2 separate regions of the Homo sapiens genome follow, and region 2 is linked to region 1. The links are chromatin loops, found by intact Hi-C in ENCODE. Cell type or tissue: K562. All regions are shown on one strand. Links, peaks and the distances in the headings refer to the core of each region. The heading gives the core; the rest is flanking DNA.

Region 1 (9,549 bases), core at 969-8,968:
TTTTTTTTTTTTTGAGACGTAGTCTCCTTTTGTGGCCCAGGCTGGAGTGCGGTGGCACAATCTTGGCTCACTGCAACCTCCGCCTCCCAGGTTCAAGTGATTCTCCTGCCTGCCTCAGCCTCCTGAGTAGCTAGGACTACAGGTGTGTGCCACCACGCCTGGTTAATTTTTAGTAGAGATGGGGTTTCACCATGTTGGCCAGGCTGAACTCAAACATCTGACCTCAAGTGATCCGCCTGCCTCAGCCTCCCAAAGTGCTGAGATTACAGGTGTGAGCCACTGTGCCAGGCCTGGCTTTTTATTTTCAAACCACGCTGCACATTCCAAGAGAGTAGCAGTTAGTCTTGGACTCTACAACTTGAATTTCTTATCTTGCTTTCCTGCAGTTTGACAAGCTCCTTGGGACTGGTCAGTGTTCATTCCCCAGGCTGGTTCTTTCATAAACGCTGTCTGCAGGAATGAAAGGCATCGCCTATGGAAAGGGCTAAGAGGAAGAGGACACTCCCATGTGCGGTGGGAGTAATGGCCCCTCCGTCTTCCTAGCAGTTCACTGAAGCCTGAAGCAGTGAGAGGCTGCTGGATCCCACTGTGCTTTTGTTAAAGCCCTGTCCCCACATGCTGTTCTTGGCTTGTTATAGTGGCACGCAGTTCACTTCCAGAGACTCCCCAGCCCCAAACACGTATAGCGCCAGGTGAATGGAAGTTTCCTCCAGTGCAACTCCTGGATGGGTCTGAGAAGGGAAGCAAGAACCAGGATGTGACTCAATGGTGAACTTACGACTCGGCCCTGGGGGTGCAGCGTGCACATAGATACCATGGAGCTAGGTGCTGACATTGTAAAAAGTGGACCCCTGTCCGGAAGACTTTCATTTTCTTTCGGCAGTTCTTAACTCTCTTCCTTGGTCACATTTGAGGAGTTGCCCTGTTGGTAAGCTCAAGGTGCCACTCAGCCAGAGAGTCCTCCTGGGCATGTGAACTGTGCGGTGACCTGGGACCCCACAGTTGGGGTAAGGCTCTGCTCTCCCTTGTTGAAATTCTTGATAGTTTTTGAAGAAGGAACCCCACATTCTCATTTTGACCAGGCCTGGCAAATGCTGTAGCCTTTCCTGCATTGAGTATAGAGTTAGTGAGTTTTCACACGTGCTGGTAGTGTGGCACATGTGTGAAAACTCACTAACTCTAGACTCAACCAACTCCAGACCGCCCTGCAAAAGACCGGGTGGCTCTACAAAAGTCCGTGATCACCAGCAACTCAAAGCATACGCGCTGCGGACAGCCAAGGTCATATTAGGACTATCTCAGTATAGAAAGGATGATTGGTGCTGTTAAAGCTTCAGGGGTGCAGAGGTCTGTTACATGGCATTGTGACCATAACTAAGAATAATGTGTATTTAAACATTACTAAAAGAATAGATTTTAAACTTTCTCATCATAAGAAAAATAAGTATGGGAAGTGATCGATACGTTAGCGAGCTTCATTTAATCATTTCACGGTGTAAACGTATATCATAACATTATGTTGTACACCATAAATATGTACAATTTTTATTTGTCAATTGAAAAGAATTTAAGGCCGGGTACCGTGGCTCACACCTGTAATCCCAGCACTTTGGGAGGCTGAGGCGGGAGGATCACTTGAGGTCAGGAGTTTGATACCAGCCTTGCCTGTATGATGAAACCCTGTCTCTACTAAAAATACAAAAAATTAGCTGGGCCTGGTGGCGGGCGCCTGTAATCCCAGCTACTTGGGAGGCTGAGGCATGAGAATCTCTTGAACCTGGGAGTGGGGGTTGCAGTGAGCCTAGATTGTGCCACTGCACTTCCAGCCTGGGCGATAGAGTGAGACTCATTCTCCAAAAAAAAAAAAAAATTAAATGCTTGTGGTAAAATAGTCCCCAAGTCTTTCACATCTAGCCATGTGATTAAACTTTCAACCAAGTCTTGCTACAACCTAGCTTGAGTAATGACTCTCTGTGGATGGTGTTTCTGTGTTTTTTGCGGGGAGTGGGGTGGGGAGGAGAAATAAGAACCATCTCCCAACATATATAGGTGGTGAAGTCCAAAGCTGAAGTTGCCCCAGATAAGAGAACTCTCCTGTTTTCTAGGACTGTGAGAGGTTATTGCTCTCTTGTGTCAATTTTAGTTGTGTTTTTTCTTTCTGTATTTTGCTTGTCTTATGATTCAAGACATGAACATAAATATACATTTGAAAATTTCCACCAAGAGGTGGAAAAGTTTATAGATTCAGAGAAGATAACTTTGTACAAAACAAAAGTCTAAAAATGGTTGTTGGATACTCTCAGGTATTTGGAGAATCTGCCAACCCGTTTGCAGGAAATTTGTTTTCAAATGGGAAAGGATAGAACAGCCTGAAGATGGGAGTGCAGTCATTTTGAGTTACTTCCGTTATTGCAGCCAAGGGAAGTCACTTTTTAGGGAAGACAATGGACGTAGAGTTTTCATCTCTGAACTGCCACTCTCAGTCTTTGAGGTCTCATGGAGGAAAAAAAGTGTCATAAGACTGGAGATAAGTAAAATTCCTTGTTTTTAAAAGTTGAGAAGTGTAAATACTAGAACTTTCATTCTGGCACGCAGGAGTTTTTTCCTTCCAAGTGTTTTAACGTAGGAAGTAATAAATGATCCCATGGAGCCAGGATGTGTGCGCCAAAACTAAATCATGTTGAGTTAACCTCACTTATTTCATTGGTACCGTTACTGGGTGAGTCAGTTGAGAAAGTGCCAGAGCAAGGGTGATCCTGTAAAGTAAACATTTGACAGACTGCGTCACCACATCCTTGTGTATATGATGGTGACCTGGGGATTGGGACCAGATGGGTTCATAGCTAATGGAACAACAGAATAAGCTTGTATTCACTTCCATATGAAATAGAAGGTGGGACTAACGCTGTCTTTCCTTTTTTTTTCTTCTCTTTCTCCTTCTTGTCCACATTCCTTTTTAATTTCCATGAAGAAAATTAATTTAAATTGACTTCTCATATTTCAAGAACCCTTTGATCATTTTTTTGATGTTGGATTTCAGCAGTTTTAAAAACTTCTGTCTTCATTTAATTTTTTAATGGCATTACTAAGATATAATTTACATACCATAAATTCACCCATTTTAAGTGTATAGTTCAATGAGTTTTGGTAAATTTGGCGTTGTGTAACCATCACCAAAATCCAGCTTAGAACGCCTCTCTCATCCCAAAAGTCTCCTCATGCCCACAGGATCCATCCTCACATGTGTCTGTAGCTCAGACAATCAGTGATCCAGTTTCTGTGTCTGTAATTTGGCCTTTGATAGGTATTGCCTATGAGTGGGATAATTCACTATGTATTGTTCTGTGTCTGGCTCTGTTCATTTAGCATAATATGCTTGAGATCCACCCGTGGCATGCATGGAGCCGGGACTGGTTCCTTCTTGTTAGTGGTCTTCCGTCCTGTGGCTGTACCATCTCTTGCTTCTTTATTCACCGGGTGATGGATATTTGGAACATTTTAGCATTCATCTAATTTTAAGTTTACTACTTTTATCCTGATCCAAAGTTCATGTTAGAAACAAGTGCTGTTTTCATTGCCACTTTCCCCCCATCTCCAACATCTCATTTAGGGCACAGGAAAATTCTTAGTAAGGACTTAGAGGAAAAGTGAAGACCTCTGCCTCCACGCCCACTGGCTAAGGTGGCTGGTCTGCAGGGAGCTCGCAACAGGCGTCTCCAACGTGATGCCAAAGGCTGACTTTTGGGAAAGTGGAAACTCTCCCAGACCTAAAACTGGAGAAAAGGCACATCCATTCTTGATGCCTGTCTTGTGGGCTTATTCGTCTCCTAGGCAGAATGCATGAAAATTTCAGTGTTGCCAAACTGATGAACCCATTTCTTTCCCTTCAATTATTTATCTCCCCACTGATTTCATTAATTAATGAAGCTTTTGGCAATCCACCAGATTTCTTTCGGGAACGCTCTTTGTCAGTGTCGACTGTGTACAGGCTGCAGGGACCGGGGGAGCCATCAGACGCCGTCTCTGCCTCCCGAGCCTGCTTCAGGGAGGACGTGTCAGCTCCGCTGTGTGGCTATCAGAGGAAGCTGGTTTCATAGCACGAGTGTCATGTCTGTCACGTATTTCAGCCCTGGAACTTCTCCCCACATTTCATGTGAACACAGCAAATGTGTTCATCCATGACACACGGCAGAGAGCAGCGCTGGTGGTGAGGAACATCAGCAGAGTGTTTAATCTCAGCTTTTCAAAGCAGCCTCACAGGAAGGAGAACAAAATATTTGATCCACCGAAGACTTTTCCCCAATCTTAGGCACAAAGCCTAATTCTTCTAGATGGTGGCGGTCGCTGCCGTCACCATGCGTGCCTGGGGTTGATTTCCTCTTGCCTGGGAAACTTAGGGTGTTAGCCAGGTTTTCGTATCCTTCCAGCTTTGCCCATTGCCTATACTCAGGATCCAGGGTAAGGGCCAGTCCTACTTAAGGACCAGTCTCCGAGATCATTTCAGTTGAGGGGGATCTGTTTTACTTCCTGCAAGTGCTGTGGTGGGCAGTAACATCCTGCCAACCGGCCTCGCCTGGACACCTTGCTCTGCCTGGGTGAGGGTGGAGTGGCTTTTTCCTGCAGGCTGAAACTCCCTGACTCCTTTCTGCAGCTCATTTCCTTCATCTAAACAGCATGTCCCTCTATGTGTTGACATGGCTGTGTGGACTGAAGGCTGACTCTGCTTATGTTTTGTCTTCTGTGGGGCCAGTGTTTTTTTCTTTGTTTTTACATACAGCTTTATTGAGATATAATTTATATACCATAAAATTCACCCATTGCAAGTGTGCAGTGCAATGGCTTTTTGTATATTCATGGTTGTGCGACCATCACCACTATCTACTTTGAGAGCATTTTTAGCACCTCAGAGAGAAACCGTACATATCAGCAGTCACTCCCCCATCCTGCCCCCTCCAGCCCTAGACAACCACAAGTTCACTTTCTGTCTCCATGCATTGGCCTAGTCCGAACCTTTCATATAAACCGAATCGTACCATATGTGGTGTTTTGTGACGGGTTTCTTTCATATAACATGTTTTTGAGGTTCATTCATGTTGTAGCATGTATCAGTAATTAATTTATTCTTTCTTGTGGCTGGAGAATATTCCATTTTATGGATATACTGTATTGTATTTATCCACGCATCAGTTGATGAACACTGGGGCTGTTTCGGCCTTTGGCTATCGAGAGCAACGCTGCCGTGAACGTGGGTGTACAAGATTTTGTGTGGATGTGTGTTTTCATTTCTCCTGAGTAGATTCCTAGGAGTAGAGTTTCTGGGTCATATGGTAATTCTAACATCAGAAGAACTACAGCTGGATGTGTTTCATTCACTTCCCAAAATCTTTTCTGAAGCGAAAGAAGCAATGGTATTTTGCAGAGGGGTCTCGGACTTTCAAATCCAAGTTCCTTTGCTCTTTGGACCTACGTCAAGCCATTATCATAGAGCTAATGAAGGAGAACTGGATGTGTGAGGTATTACAGGGAAAGATGAAGTAGCTGGGAGCAGGGCCCTGTGGTGGTGATGATCTGGAGTTTATCACAGGGAACCAGGGCCTGTCTAGACTTAGTGTATCTTTGCTTCAGAAGGGCTGTGTAACCGTATCTGGCTCTGCAATGGCCTCGGAACGATAAGAACAGCTTGCCGGGTGTGTTCTGCAGTTTGAGGCTTTTTCTTCGCGAAGTCAGGGCTGGCTTTTGTGAGCCCAGGCGCTGGATTTCTGGAGCTCTCCAGCCTTGCCAGGATTTGCTTTCTTAGAAACCAGGAAGTCCTTTGAAGACAATGATGTGAAACCCAAACACACTGGCTTTTAGTATTGAATCCATGTTTGTTCTCTAAATTGAGTCGGTATTTACAGATCTTTGAGAATTAAATGAATGTTAAAGCTTAGAACCAAGGATTAACAGAAGAAGTTGTAAGTAGCCTCAGTAAATCTAAGGATTTGCTAACCCATGCTGCTTTCCATGAGAAGGACTGAGTGGAATGGAAGCTGGAGGGTTTGTAAGAAGGCATTTTCTCCTCGATTTCCCAATACTTAGTTATTTCTTACTGTAAGCAGAGGAGTGAAAGGACATAAAGAACATGGCCGTGAGAAAAGATCACCAGGGCCACGCGGTAGAGGCTCTATAAATATTCGCTGAACGAGTTGCCTCTAAACGTATATATGTATATGAATCACTTAATATGTTTTAGTATTTCTAATTGTTCATCTTACTTTATGCCCTCAATAGTGTTATCAGTTAGGCTGATGTGAATGACAGGAAGAAGCTGAGGATCAGAGAAGGTAGGGACCTGAGCAGGTTAGTGACCAAAGAAAATAAGTCATGACTTCCCTGAGCCTCTATTTTCTTAGCTGTACAATGGGTCCACTAGTAAGTCACAGAGCTTTTTCAATATCAAGTGACATATGTTAACATACTCATGTGATCTTAAAAAATGCAGTAGAAAAGTTTTTCTTTTTTTAAAAAAAGTTAAATATATTGACCAAGTGGTTAATACTTTTGATAGAATAATTAGAAAATACAGAGAAGCATAAAGAAGAAAATGAGTATTTCCTATTATCTCACTAACCCCAAACATCCACCTGAAGTGTGAATTGTCCAACCATTTTAAAAAGCAATTTGTTAATATATAGTAAAATCAGAGGTGTGCATGTCAGAATGAGGCAGCAGTTCCAAGTCCAGTGTTCATTACTGCATTGTCTGTAGCACTGAAAACAAATTGGGAGTAATGTGAATGTCCGCCAGTATGGGAATAGATTAATTTTGGGGTAGTCATCCAAAGCAATACTCTTTGCAATTAAAATAACTAAAACTAGATATGTAACATTTCAAAATCGCAGTGTTGAATGTAGAAAGGAGCTCACGAAAGGATTCAGACATTATAAATTGCACATTGTTTGTGAATACATATGTTAAATAATACAGTAAAAGAATAAAAACATAGAAGGAAACATGAATTTCAATCTTGGGGGGTGCAATATATTTATTTATATTACAAATAAAATATTTATAATTTTTAAAATTTAAGTAGAGAGATACATATTATTTTTGCCTTTTAAAAGTTGGATCATATTGGCTGGGTGCGGTGGCTCATGCCTGTAATCCCAGCACTTTGGGAGGCTGAGGTGGGGGGAGCAAGAGGTCAGGAGATCGAGACCATACTGGCTAACACCGTGAAACCCCGTCTCTACTAAAAATACAAAAAATTAGCTGGGCATGGTGGCGGGTGCCTGTAGTCCCAGCTACTCGGGAGGCTGAGGCAGGAGAATGGCGTGAACCTGGGAGGTGGAGCTTGCAGTGAGCAGAGATTGCGCCACTGCACTCCAGCCTGGGCAACAGCGCAAGACTCCGTCTCAAAAAAAAAAAATTAAAAAAAGTTGGATCATATCATATACATTTTTTTTTCTTTTTTTTTGAGTTGGAGTCTAGCTCTGTTACCCAGGCTGGAGTGCAGTGGCTTAATCTTGGCTCACTGCAACCTCCACCTCCGGGGTTCAAGAGATTCTCCTGCCTCAGCCTCCTGAGTAGCTGGGATTACAGGTGCCCACCACCATGCCAGCTAATTTTTGTACTTTTAGTAGAGACGGGGTTTCACCGTATTGGCCAGGATGGTCTCGATCTCCTGACCTCATGATCTGCCTGCCTTGGCCTCTCAAAGTGCTGGGATTACAGACGTGAGCCACAGCTCCCAGACTCATATACATTTTTGTAGACTCTGTATTGTAAGCATCTTTGTGTCACTAAACACACTTCCTCATTGTTTTTCCTGACCCTCCTAAGTCGTTCTGTTCTGACTTAATTGTATTTTCTTTATTTTTGAGACAGAGTCTCACTGTGTCACCCAGGCTGGAATGCAGTGGCGTGATCTTGGCTCACTGCAGCCTCAACCTCCCAGGCTCAGGTGATCCTCCCACCTCAGCCTTCTGAGTGACTGGGACCACAGATGTGCACCACCATGACCAGCTTATTTTTGTATTTTTTGTCACCATGTTGCCGAGACCAATCTCCAACTCCTGGGCTCAAGAGATCTCCCGCCTTGGCCTTACAGAGTGCTGGGACTATAGGCGTGAGCTTCTGTGCCTGTCCAATTGTATTTTCAAAGAATTCTAGAAGAAGCAAAATTGCTGAATCTTCCTTTTCAGATTTTATAATTATTTTCTATTTATTCATTTATAATTGTTCACAATTTTTTCTAATTCATTTATAATATATTTGACCCTGAAGGAGCTCATAACCTAAAAGCAAAAGCAGAATTCAAGACACACAGAATTCATCTAGTTTATGAAGGAATTCCCCAAAGTTTGGGAATTCGCAACGTGAAACTTTTATTTACTTTTACCCAAAATAACCATGAATCAAGCAAATGTCTGGGTTGGAGAGAGGACTCTCCTATTACCACTGCAAGAAACGAGTCACTGACTGCCACCCACAACCCCATGTCAGAGGCCGTAGTTTTGTCAAAGGAAGGTGGTCTCGGGGCCTCTAGAGGCCTCGTTACACCCTCTACTGCTGCACACATTCCTGTTCTGGCACTTGAGTTATAACCATTAACCCACTTATGGAACTTAGTGTTCCATTATTGGAACGCTAAGCATGTGGGAATTATTTATATCCTCCTGCTCAAGGTCATCACCAAGGTCTGATTTTTCACTCATGCAAAAATTCAAAAAATTATACTCTCCAGCATAAATGGGTTAAGAAGATAATTACAATTCCCTACCATCATAGGCCTTCCATTCCCTAATCTGTAACAGGTAATGTATCCCTTTAGAAGAATCTAAATGGCTGCTCCCCCTCTCTGCTTTTGTTCCTCCTGCAGAAACTGCCCTATAGGTAGATTTGTAAACTATCAATGCCCTTATGTGTATCAAGAGCACGTCTCCCATGTTTGAATGGGAAACGTAAGGCCCGGGAAGTGGGCTTGGCATCCACCTGGCTCCCCTCATTCCCACCTGGGAATACGTTGGCACAAATGAACTTGCAGGAGCTCTCAGGCGCAGCTTCCATCCTCCCTGCGGGTCTTTAACCAGCGGCCGGACAGGCTGGTCTGTAATGCAGGGTAACGTTGTGCAGCCTCTGGGAGAGGAAGAGGAGATCAGGTGGAGAGGCCAAGAGAGCAAGGCCAAGGAAAGAGCTGGGGGCACACAAGCTTGGTGGAGCCCTCCTTTGTTCTGACCAGCTGAGTGACAGGCAGGTCACTTAACACTCTAGCTGTCAGCTTTCTCATCTATCAAAGGAATAGTTAGAGAATTGACCCCTACAGTTCAATTCATGTCTGTTTATTGGTATTCGATGTAGGAGAGACTGCATGGGAATCAATGAGGTAGAGAAGGATCTTTCAACAAATGCCTTGGATACAACTGGTTAGCTATTTGGAAATCCATTTAAATCTTCACAGAGGACTGTAACCAAAAATAAGTGTAAGATGGATTGAGTAGCTAAAAACAAAATTAACTATAGAAAAACTAGATAAAATGAGTGAACATTTATCAGTTTTCTGCAGGATAA
Region 2 (9,549 bases), core at 1,070-9,069, 60 kb before region 1:
AAGTTTGCCCAGCTAGAAAGTAGTCTAACCTTACTTTGTTGGAGTCCAGGGTTTAGGATCTTAACTGCTTCTCTGCACAGTACTTTCTTTAGGGACAGGAGTTGTCAAAGCAAAGATTTTTTTTTTCACCTGCATCATTAGCCTCAAAGTGAGTGCATCACCACCAGGTGGAGAAGACTATCCTACAAGGATTATTTTCTCACTCAATCCACCAAGTTCAGTCAGTTGGTTTTAATTCAAACTGTAAAAAATATGCCAGAATCAAACATTCTGTCTTCCCACAGGTGTGTGAAAGCAAACAGGTGGCGTCACTGGAAGACATTGGTGACTAGGTGAAATGTCATCCAAGACAATGTTTCATGAAGACAATGTTTCATAAAGACACCGGCTGATTTTGCCAACAATTTCACTTTCCTAACTCTTATCTGATGTCACTATCCTCCCTTCACAGTGGGAATAATACAATGCTTTTTTCATCCAGGGAGGTGGCAGTTTTACTGGTTGTCATTTTATTTATCAAATATGCTGATTGTTCTAACTAATATCTTATAAGCTTCTTTTAAGAAATCTATTACTCAATTTAAAAGATACAGGATAGAATAATGCAATTTATAAAATAACCAAAACATGTCCTTAAATTCCACTATTGTAATAGTAACCATGCTTCTTAAACAATAGTTACTAGTATTCTTATTATCAATGTCTTTTATTTTATCCTGTAGGAAATTATTCACTTGTACAAATAAAATAGAACTACTTGGGATTTTTAAAAATGATCCTTCCCTCCTTCATTTTGGGTAATATTTGAAGAACCACTGTTCAGGAGAAAATACCATTAATTTAGACCAAGAAATGTCCACAAGATTCATGTGGACAAAGGAAACACATAATAAAGAAAACCTAGAGTTTGCAAAACAAATAGAACTTGATAACTGTGGTACCTCTGCCCTGAGCTTCCAGTCTCCTTCCCCCTAACTTTATGAGCAGTGAAAACTTCATATCAAATGTACCCTGGAAGACGTTTTCCAGGAAAAGAAAGCAACCCCCTTGACTAGACAATGAGCAGTTGTCAAGCTGCTAGGGACCGATTTGTTCCTAGATCCAGATGGGGACTGGATCCAGTTCCCATGCAGCTGTGCACAGCAACTGATCTTCTCAGATGTGGAACAATGAGGCTTTCATCAGGACATATCCTATGGTGAGTGCTAGACAGAACTCAAAGGCTGGAGATGGAGAGGGATAGTGTTGAGAGCTGGGGAAGGGTTAAAAAACTCACCCTCTAACCTGAAGAGTCACATTACAGGTTTTCAAACACATTGGTTAGTAGAGAAGGAGGCCAAAATGAAAAACAGAAAATTCTTCATAACCTGGAGTTTCTAAAGTGCAGTGCTCTTCATTTCAAAGTTTATAACGCAATCAGCACTGAACCAATGCTGTTTCATAGAACACTTTAAGATAATTGCTTTGATGAGCCCACAGAACTTATTTAACAACTTGCTGCTGATATCATTATGCTAAAACTTGGGATGCGTATGAAATTTTGGAAGAAAAAAGGAAAATAATAAACCGTCGGATTGGGAAAAGAGATTGAAATCCAGCTATTTCTTCTAAGTTGTGATAGTAAGTAGTCATGATTATTAGATATATCTCTTTCATGCCTCACTTTTTCAGTGCCCTCCTCCCATACTTAGGATACATCGCTAAAGTTGCTAGGAAGACAGGGCTGAATACACAGCCCTGCCCTTGGCATACATGGTCTAATTTCAAGGGATTGCTTTAAATAGAATTCTCTGCTAGAGCTAATCGGTGTCAAATATGAGAAGAAAATTATCCTTTCATAGAAGGGGAAAGTCTGCCTTCGTTCAATGGTGTGCCTGTGCAATGATCGTGCCGTCAGGTTTCACAAAAGCCTCTTTGTACCGAACACTGCTGATGCAATGAATGTGACCACAGTAGAGCCTGTGCCCTCTTTTGTTGCTGAATGTAGACTCCTACAATGCAGTGCCACCTACTTCCCCGGCTTTGTTTTCATAATAACTGGTTTGCATTTTTGGTACTTTAACCAAGTGTTGTAGCCCAGTGCTTTTAAGATCTATGATTAACAGGAATTTTAATATGTTGTATTTTGAATAGGTTTGCCAAGCTCCTGACGGTTTCCCTAATCACCAGGAACTTAAATATCACCAAACTGCTCACAAAGAGCCTCAGCTGCAAAATGCATATCCTGCCAGGTGTAAGGTTTCTGTCTAGACCAATGAGAAGGGCTTGAAGGTCACTGAATTCCCACATGGGGTCATGCACCTTTCCACGTCCTGAAGACACATCAGAAAGGATTTTCACATTTATGCATCCATTCTTTCATTCATTCAACTCCCTAAGTTATTTGGGGCCTTATGTGTGACATCTCTTGCTAGATCCTGAGTGGAGCAGGTTAAGCAGAGAGGGGCAAAAGAGCAGAATCAAAGGTAAAGATTACATCATCTCTGGAAAAAAAACGAGCTCTAGAAGACATTGTGTTAGATCCTACTATTGTGGCAATGTATAATTCCCAAAGAGTATAATTATATTGTAATTGAGTAGGAGAATGTCATTATTCTTGAGAGATATATATTTAGGGGTGAAGTATCATGATGTCTACGACATCAAACAGTTTGGCAAAAAGTATATACATATGTGTGTGTATATGTACACATACAGATTCCACTGTGGTCACGTTTGTTGGATCAGCAGTGTTTGGGTACAAAGAGGATTTTGTAGAACCTGACAGCACGATCATTGCCACTATATGTACATATACACATACACATATGTATATATACACATAAGCACACACACACATATATATAATGTGTATATACTGTGTACATACAGTCATGCCTCTCTTAACAATGAGGATATGTTTTGAGAAATCCATTGTTAGGGCCAGGTGTTTTGAGAAATCCATTGTTACGGTGGCTCACACCTGTAATCCCAGCACTTTGGGAGGCTGAGGAGGGCAGATCACCTGAGGTCAGAAGTTCGAGACCAGCCTGGCCAACATGGAAACTCCGTCTCTACTAAAAATACAAAAATTAGCCAGACATGGTGGTGCACTCCTATAATCCCAGCTACTGGGGAGGCTGAGGCAGGAGAATCGCTTGAACCCAGAAGAGGGAGGTTGCAGTGAGCCAAGATCACGCCACTGCACTCCAGCCTGGGCAACACAGCAAGACTCCGTCTCAAATTAAAAAAAAAAAAATGCATTCTTAGGCAACTTTGTTGTGTAAACATGTTAGAGTACACTTACACAAACCTAGATGGTATAGCCCATGAGGCACCTGTTTCTCTCAGGCTACCAACCTGTACAGCATGGGACTTTACTGAATACTGTAGATAATTGTAACACAACGGTTTTTGTGCATCTAAACATAGAAAAGGTGCAGCAAGGGCTAGGAGCGGTGGCTCATGCCCATAATCCCAACACATTGGGAGGCCAAGGTGAGTGGATCACCTGAGGTCAGGAGTTCGAGACCAGCCTGGCCAACACGGCAAAACTCCGTCTCTACTAAAAATACAAAAACTAGCTGGGTGTGGTGACGGGCACCTGTAATCCCAGCTACTAAGGAGGCCGAGGCAGGAGAATTGCTTGAACCCAGGAGGTGGTTGCAGTAAGCCAAGATCATACCACTGCACTCCAAGCTGGGTGACAAGAGCAAAACTCCATCTCAAAAAAAAAAAAGGTACAGCAAAATCCAGTATACAGTATAAAAGAAAAAAATTGGTACACCTGTGTAGGGCATTTACTCTGACTGGAGCCTGTGGGACTGGCAGTTGCTCTGGGTGAGTCAGTGAGTGAGTGGAGAGTGAGTGTGAAGGCCGAGGATATGACTTTCCGCTCAACACCGTTCACTTAGGCTAGACTAAATTCATTTAAAAAATTTCTTTCTTCAGTAATAAATTGATCTTATCTTACTGTAACTTTTTTACTTTAAAAACTTTTTCATTTTTAAAAAACCTTTGGACTCATTTGTAATAACAAAGCTTATAAGACAAACACATTGTACAGCTGTAACAAATTTTCTTGCTTTAGGTCCTTATTCTATCAATCAGCTTTTTTCTATTTTTAATTTTTTTTTTTTACTCTTAAAACCTTTTCTTAAAAACTAATATACAAACACACACACATACACCTAAGATCACACAGGGTCAGGATCACCAATATCACTGTCTTCTGACATCTGGTCCCACTGGGAGGTCTTCAGGGGCAAGGCCACCCATGAAGCTGCATCTCCTATGATCACTGTCCTTCTTCTGGACACCTCCTGAAGGATCTCTCTGAGACTGTTTTACAGTTAACTTTTTTCTATAAAGAGAAGGCATACACTCTAAAATAATGATTAAAAAGTATAGGCTAGTAATACCTAAACCAGCCACATTGTCATTTATTATCATTACCCAGCATTATGCACAGTACATAATTGTATGTGCTAGATTTTTATATGATTGGCCCCACAGTGGATTTGTTTACAGTGCTGCATTGTGATGTTAGGACAGCTATGATGTCAATAGGCCATAGGAATTTTTCAGCTCCATTATTATTTTATGGGACCATTGTCATATATATATATACACACGCATATATATATATATACATAAAATGTGTATATGTATCTCTTTAAAGATAGCAGATACGGGCCGGGTGCGGTTACTCACGCCTGTGTTAGATATGAGTTCTAAATTTATCTTCAAAGAATAAATATGTCAGTATATTCAATTCTTTGCCTTCTACTTTTAAACTTAACTTCCTCGTAAAGCAACCTTTTTCAATTACCTGCTTCACCCTGACTCATTCTGATTACCTGCTGCACCCTGACTCATTCCGATTACCTGCTCCACCCTGACACTCATTCGGATTACCTGCTTCACCCTGACTCATTCCGATTACCTGCTCCACCCTGACACTCATTCGGATTACCTGCTTCACCCTGACTCATTCCGATTACCTGCTCCACCCTGACTCATTCCGATTACCTGCTCCACCCTGACTCATTCCGATTACCTGCTTCACCCTGACTCATTCTGATTACCTGCTTCACCCTGACTCCTTCGGATTACCTGCTCCATCCTGACTCATTCCTATTACCTGCTCCACCCTGACTCATTGCAATTTCCTGCTCTGCCCTTAACCATTTTTCCCACCAAACCACTCACCCCCTCACGCTCTTTAAATTAGCCAATCAGAATTAGTTTAGCCTGTGCAGTCTAACCCTAGCCAATAGGGAAAGGATACAGCAGCAGGGGCCATGTGCGTCAGGGATAAGAACCCCTTCCCCTCCCTGGTCCAAGTGTGCACTCACCATTGCCCCATCTGTAAGGGCGCACCCTTCTATAGAAGTACATTGACTTGCTGAAAATTAAAAAGAAAATTTTATATTCGAGTGCTATTTCTTTTGCAGCACCGAAACTTTATTTATAACAATTTGGGGGCTCCCTCGTGATACATTCCCCTTCCGGGCAGTCTCTGGTTCTCTCTGGTGAGGACGTGCGCCCCGCCGCCTTGTGGGGGCCTCAGGGGTGAGAAATCAGGACCCACCCAGTTCCAGGAATAACCCGAGCTCTCAGCAACGCAGAAAGAAACTGGCCAGCAACCTAGCTTAAAGGATCCTCACATACTGCAGAGGTGACTCTGTGCACAGACCAAGGAAGGAGAAGCCGCGGGAGCCGGTAAAGTACTTCCTTGTTGGTCAAATTCTGGAGGGCTAAATGTGTGTGTGTGTGAATGATCACAAACAACCCTACTTGTGGTGTTCTTCGTGTGGATGGTGACAAGTCCTACTGCTGGACAGAGTGAGTGGGACCTCTCCGGGGTTCCGTAGCTACCTCATATAGCTTAGGGCGGATCCTGCCATGGGATTTATACCGGCACTCTAACACTAAGAGGGGCCTAACTCTCCCTTGGGGGAGCAGCCAGAGAGGACAACACGAGTGGGAAGTGTGCAAGGGACCTTCAGAGGGGGAAAGGGAGGAAACAGGTCAACCTTCTAGAGCAGCAAGGCAAGACACCCCCTGGTTTGAGGGGTTGAGCCTTCCGCAAATTTCAGGGGGTTGAACCTCACACAAACCTCCTGTAGTAAGAAAAATATTCAGAACTCCCCTTTCCTTTCTTCTCAGGGAAAGAAAGAGTAGCTGCACTCCCACCGGTCCCTCCCCTAGGGGAAGGGGAAGGAGAGGGGAGAAGAGCAGCATAAGCGGCTGGCAGAGGCAGAGAAAGAGACAGAGTCAAAGAGAGAGAGAGGCAGAGAGAGAGAAAGAGACAGAGACAAACAGAGAGAGGGAGAGTAGTAAAGAGAAAACAGTGTACCCTATTCCTTTAAAAGCCAGGGTAAATTTAAAACCTATAATTAATAATTGAAGGTCTTCTCCCTGACCCTATAACACTCCAATACCACCTTGTTGCCAGTGTAAACAAGGTTGTAACCCAAAAGCCCTGAGGTGACTGACAACCCGTAGCCTTCCTAATCAAAAATCCTTAACCCAGTAACCCGTGGATGGCCCAAATGCATTCAATCTGTAGTGGAAACTGCTTCGCTAACAGAAGAAAGTAGAAAAATAACTTTTAGAGTAAACTTCATTGTGAGCACACCTCATCAGGTCAGAACTATCCTAAGTCAAAAAGAAAACAAAAGATAGCTTACTGACTCAAGAACCTTAAAGTATGAGGCTATTCTGTTAGAAAAAGATGATTTAACATGAACCACTGAAAATTCCCTTAACCCACCAGGTTTCCTAACAGGGCATCTAAATCTTAATTACCATACAAAGGTCCAACCAGACCTAGGAGGAACTACCTTCAGGACAGGACTGTAGATGCTTCCTCCTGGGTGATTGAAGGAAAAAGACACAATGGGTATTCAGTAAGTGATAAGGAAACTCTTGGAGAAGCCAAGTTAGGAAAATTGCCTAACAATTGGTCTGCTCAAACGTGCCTGCGAGCTGTTTGCACTCAGCCAAGCCTTAAAGTGCTTACAGAATCAGGAAGGAGTCATCTATACTAATTCTAAGTTAATATGGACTGAACGAGGTCTTATTAATAGCAAAGAATAATTGAAATCCCAAACTTACAAGGTTTTCAACAAAAGTAAAGTTTGCTAAAAGTTAAGAGTGTAACATGTATTATCCTAACGTCTAATCTTGTGGCCTTAGACAGTCTAGTCCACAGAAATGAAGGAAGTTCAATTTGGAAAAGAATGGTTATCATCTTTGAGAAAAAACAAAGGAGGGGGGAGAGAATTTATGTAAAAAGGAATATTATATGGTAAATTCTTGTCCTAAAATAAATGAACTGGTTGTTTAGAGAAAGGGATGTTTGCAACAAATCAGAAAGTTGAGGCATGTTGAAGAATTGTCTGTGAAAGTTATGGGAAAAAAAAGTTATAAAAGGGAATTTATGCAAGAAATGTTGTATAATTTAAAAGTAATTAGGCCTCCTGAATGTAAAACTATTGAAGAAACAGTTTATGTGTAAGGTGTGTAAGGAAAGTAAAACGTACTTTGGTAAAAGGATTATAAGGAGACATAAGAGTGTGGATTTTTACCTACATTAAATGGTTAAAAAAAAATTGTTTTAAAGGTTTAGGCAAGTTTTGAAATGTTAATTGAAAAGGAAATTCTGTGTGTAAACATATTGGGTAAAGTTAAAGGGATATCACCCAGTTTTTCTGAGAACTGGACATTAAAATAAAAGCACAACATGTTTTTCTTAAAGCACTAACCTGCTTTTTAACAAAAATTATAAAAGGTTAAAAAGCATCTATACAAATCTTACCATATGGTCAGACATTAAAAATTGGATAAATATGGCTACAAGATTTTATTAAAATTAACTTTAACATTAAAAACACACTAATGTAAAGGTGAAATTTAGCTTATCTGGTATAAATATCATACAGGAAGCATTGGCAAATATAAAACGGTGTTTGGCTTTCTTTGGTCTAAAAAATAATAAAAATAGGTGCTAAAGAAAATTTCTCAGCAAGAAGGTGCCAAGGACTATAAAGTCCATTGCTGATGTCCCCACATGTAAAACAAAAGATCAATTTCTTAGAAATTATATACTTGGTTTATCTTCTACTTTCCTTTCCCTCAAAACTAAAAGTCTTTTAGCACAGGTACCAGCCCTAGAATTTCCGGTAAACCAGCACCAGCCTGAGGATCACATTCTCATCAAAGGGTGGGGAGAAGGAAAACTTGAGCCAGCCTGGGAAGGACTTTACCTTGTGTTACTAATCACCGAGACTGCTGTTCATACAGTGGAAAGGGGATGGACTCATCACACCCGAGTCAAAAAAGCACCGCCTTCTCCAGAGTCGTGGGCCATAGTCCCAGGGGAAAACGCTACCAAACTAAAGCTAAGAAAAATTTAACTCTTTCATCTATTCTATTACTTTTTCTTCTTTCCTCACTCTATTGCTGACCATCTAGTTATTAACATAACCAAGTCAATTTCGCCTCAAACTATTGCATTTGGTGCTTGCCTTGTTATACCCTGTGGGAACTTGCCAAGTCAGAGACAGCTCTCTACTTCAGAAAAGCACCTCTGTCCCTCCTGACTCTTCTCAGATTAGGCATTAGTGAACTGGGACCATTTAATCCGAGGAGATTTTGATAAAGACCCCGGCGTCAACCAGGAGTCTTGCCCTCCCAATGTACAGCTTTTATGCCATAGTTGGTCCAGCATTCTGTGGACCACTAAAGAGCAAGGATGGACCGCCCCAACCTGTTTTTGTAATTTCCTAAAACTGTACATTCATGTTACTAGAGGGACAGCCCCCCACTAAGTGTCAGCTAAACCAGTGCAATCCTATACAGGTTATTATCTCGAATCCTCAAACTTCTTCCCCTTTTCTAAGCCGGTTCCCTCCTTTAAGCCAGTTTTATGGTATGGGGGTTGAGGTTTGAGGGACAGACCCTATTGGATTCTTTAAAATGTATTTCTTTGATCCCGCACTGCCTGCACCTTCTTCTAAGCCTTCTTCCAAAACCTCTCACAACGGAATAATTGCTCCTCCTCCATCTAACCACAAGACCAAGATGGCTGTCGTAGAAGTTAAAGACTTAAAACAAGTATTGGCAATTGAAACAGGTTACCAAGTTGCAAATGCCTGGTTGGAATGGATCAGATATTCCGTCCGCACTTTAAACGAAAGCAATTGTTATGCTTGTGTGCATGGCAGGCCAGAGGCCCAGATTGTCCCCTTTCTAGTAGGGTGGTCCTCCAGTTGACCAGGAGTGGGCTGCATGATAGCTCTTTTCCCGGATCCTACAGCCTGGAGTAACAAGTTGTGCCATGCTCTCTCTCTGCTATATCCCGAAGTCCGGCATCCTATGGGCCAGCCCCTGAGGGCCATCCAGCTTCTGTCTCCCAACACTAAGTTAACTTCATATCTCTCACGACAGGGAGGAAACAGCATTCCTTGGAGACCTGAGGGGATGCAGTGAGCTTAAGAATTTTCAAGAACTTATCAATCAGTCAGCCCTTGTTCATCCCCTAGTGGATGTGTGGTGGTATTC

The links. A loop is a pair of places that touch in the nucleus more often than their neighbours do. Peaks named below come from ENCODE experiments on the same cell type or tissue, not always from the same donor. Only the 100,000 strongest peaks of a DNase experiment are listed, where the experiment ranks them.
Region 2: a loop joins it to region 1, with 4 times the contacts of the local background. A loop is called at or near these places in 1 of 110 quality-filtered maps.

Annotation. Positions count from the first base shown.
Region 1 is chr6:161,251,120-161,260,668 of GRCh38, reverse strand. All of the region lies in intron 1 of AGPAT4 (1-acylglycerol-3-phosphate O-acyltransferase 4), which reads left to right. Among named protein-coding and RNA genes, the nearest start is that of AGPAT4, 18 kb to the left of the region's middle. In K562, for the core only: no CTCF peak of the experiment used is centred there; DNase peaks (open chromatin) are centred at 2,776, 4,948, 5,618 and 6,087; H3K4me3 peaks cover 589 bases.
Region 2 is chr6:161,311,023-161,320,571 of GRCh38, reverse strand. No RefSeq gene overlaps it. Among named protein-coding and RNA genes, the nearest start is that of AGPAT4, 42 kb to the right of the region's middle. RefSeq lists an enhancer at 4,385-5,584. In K562, for the core only: no CTCF peak of the experiment used is centred there; DNase peaks (open chromatin) are centred at 5,221, 5,541 and 5,861; H3K4me3 peaks cover 1,634 bases.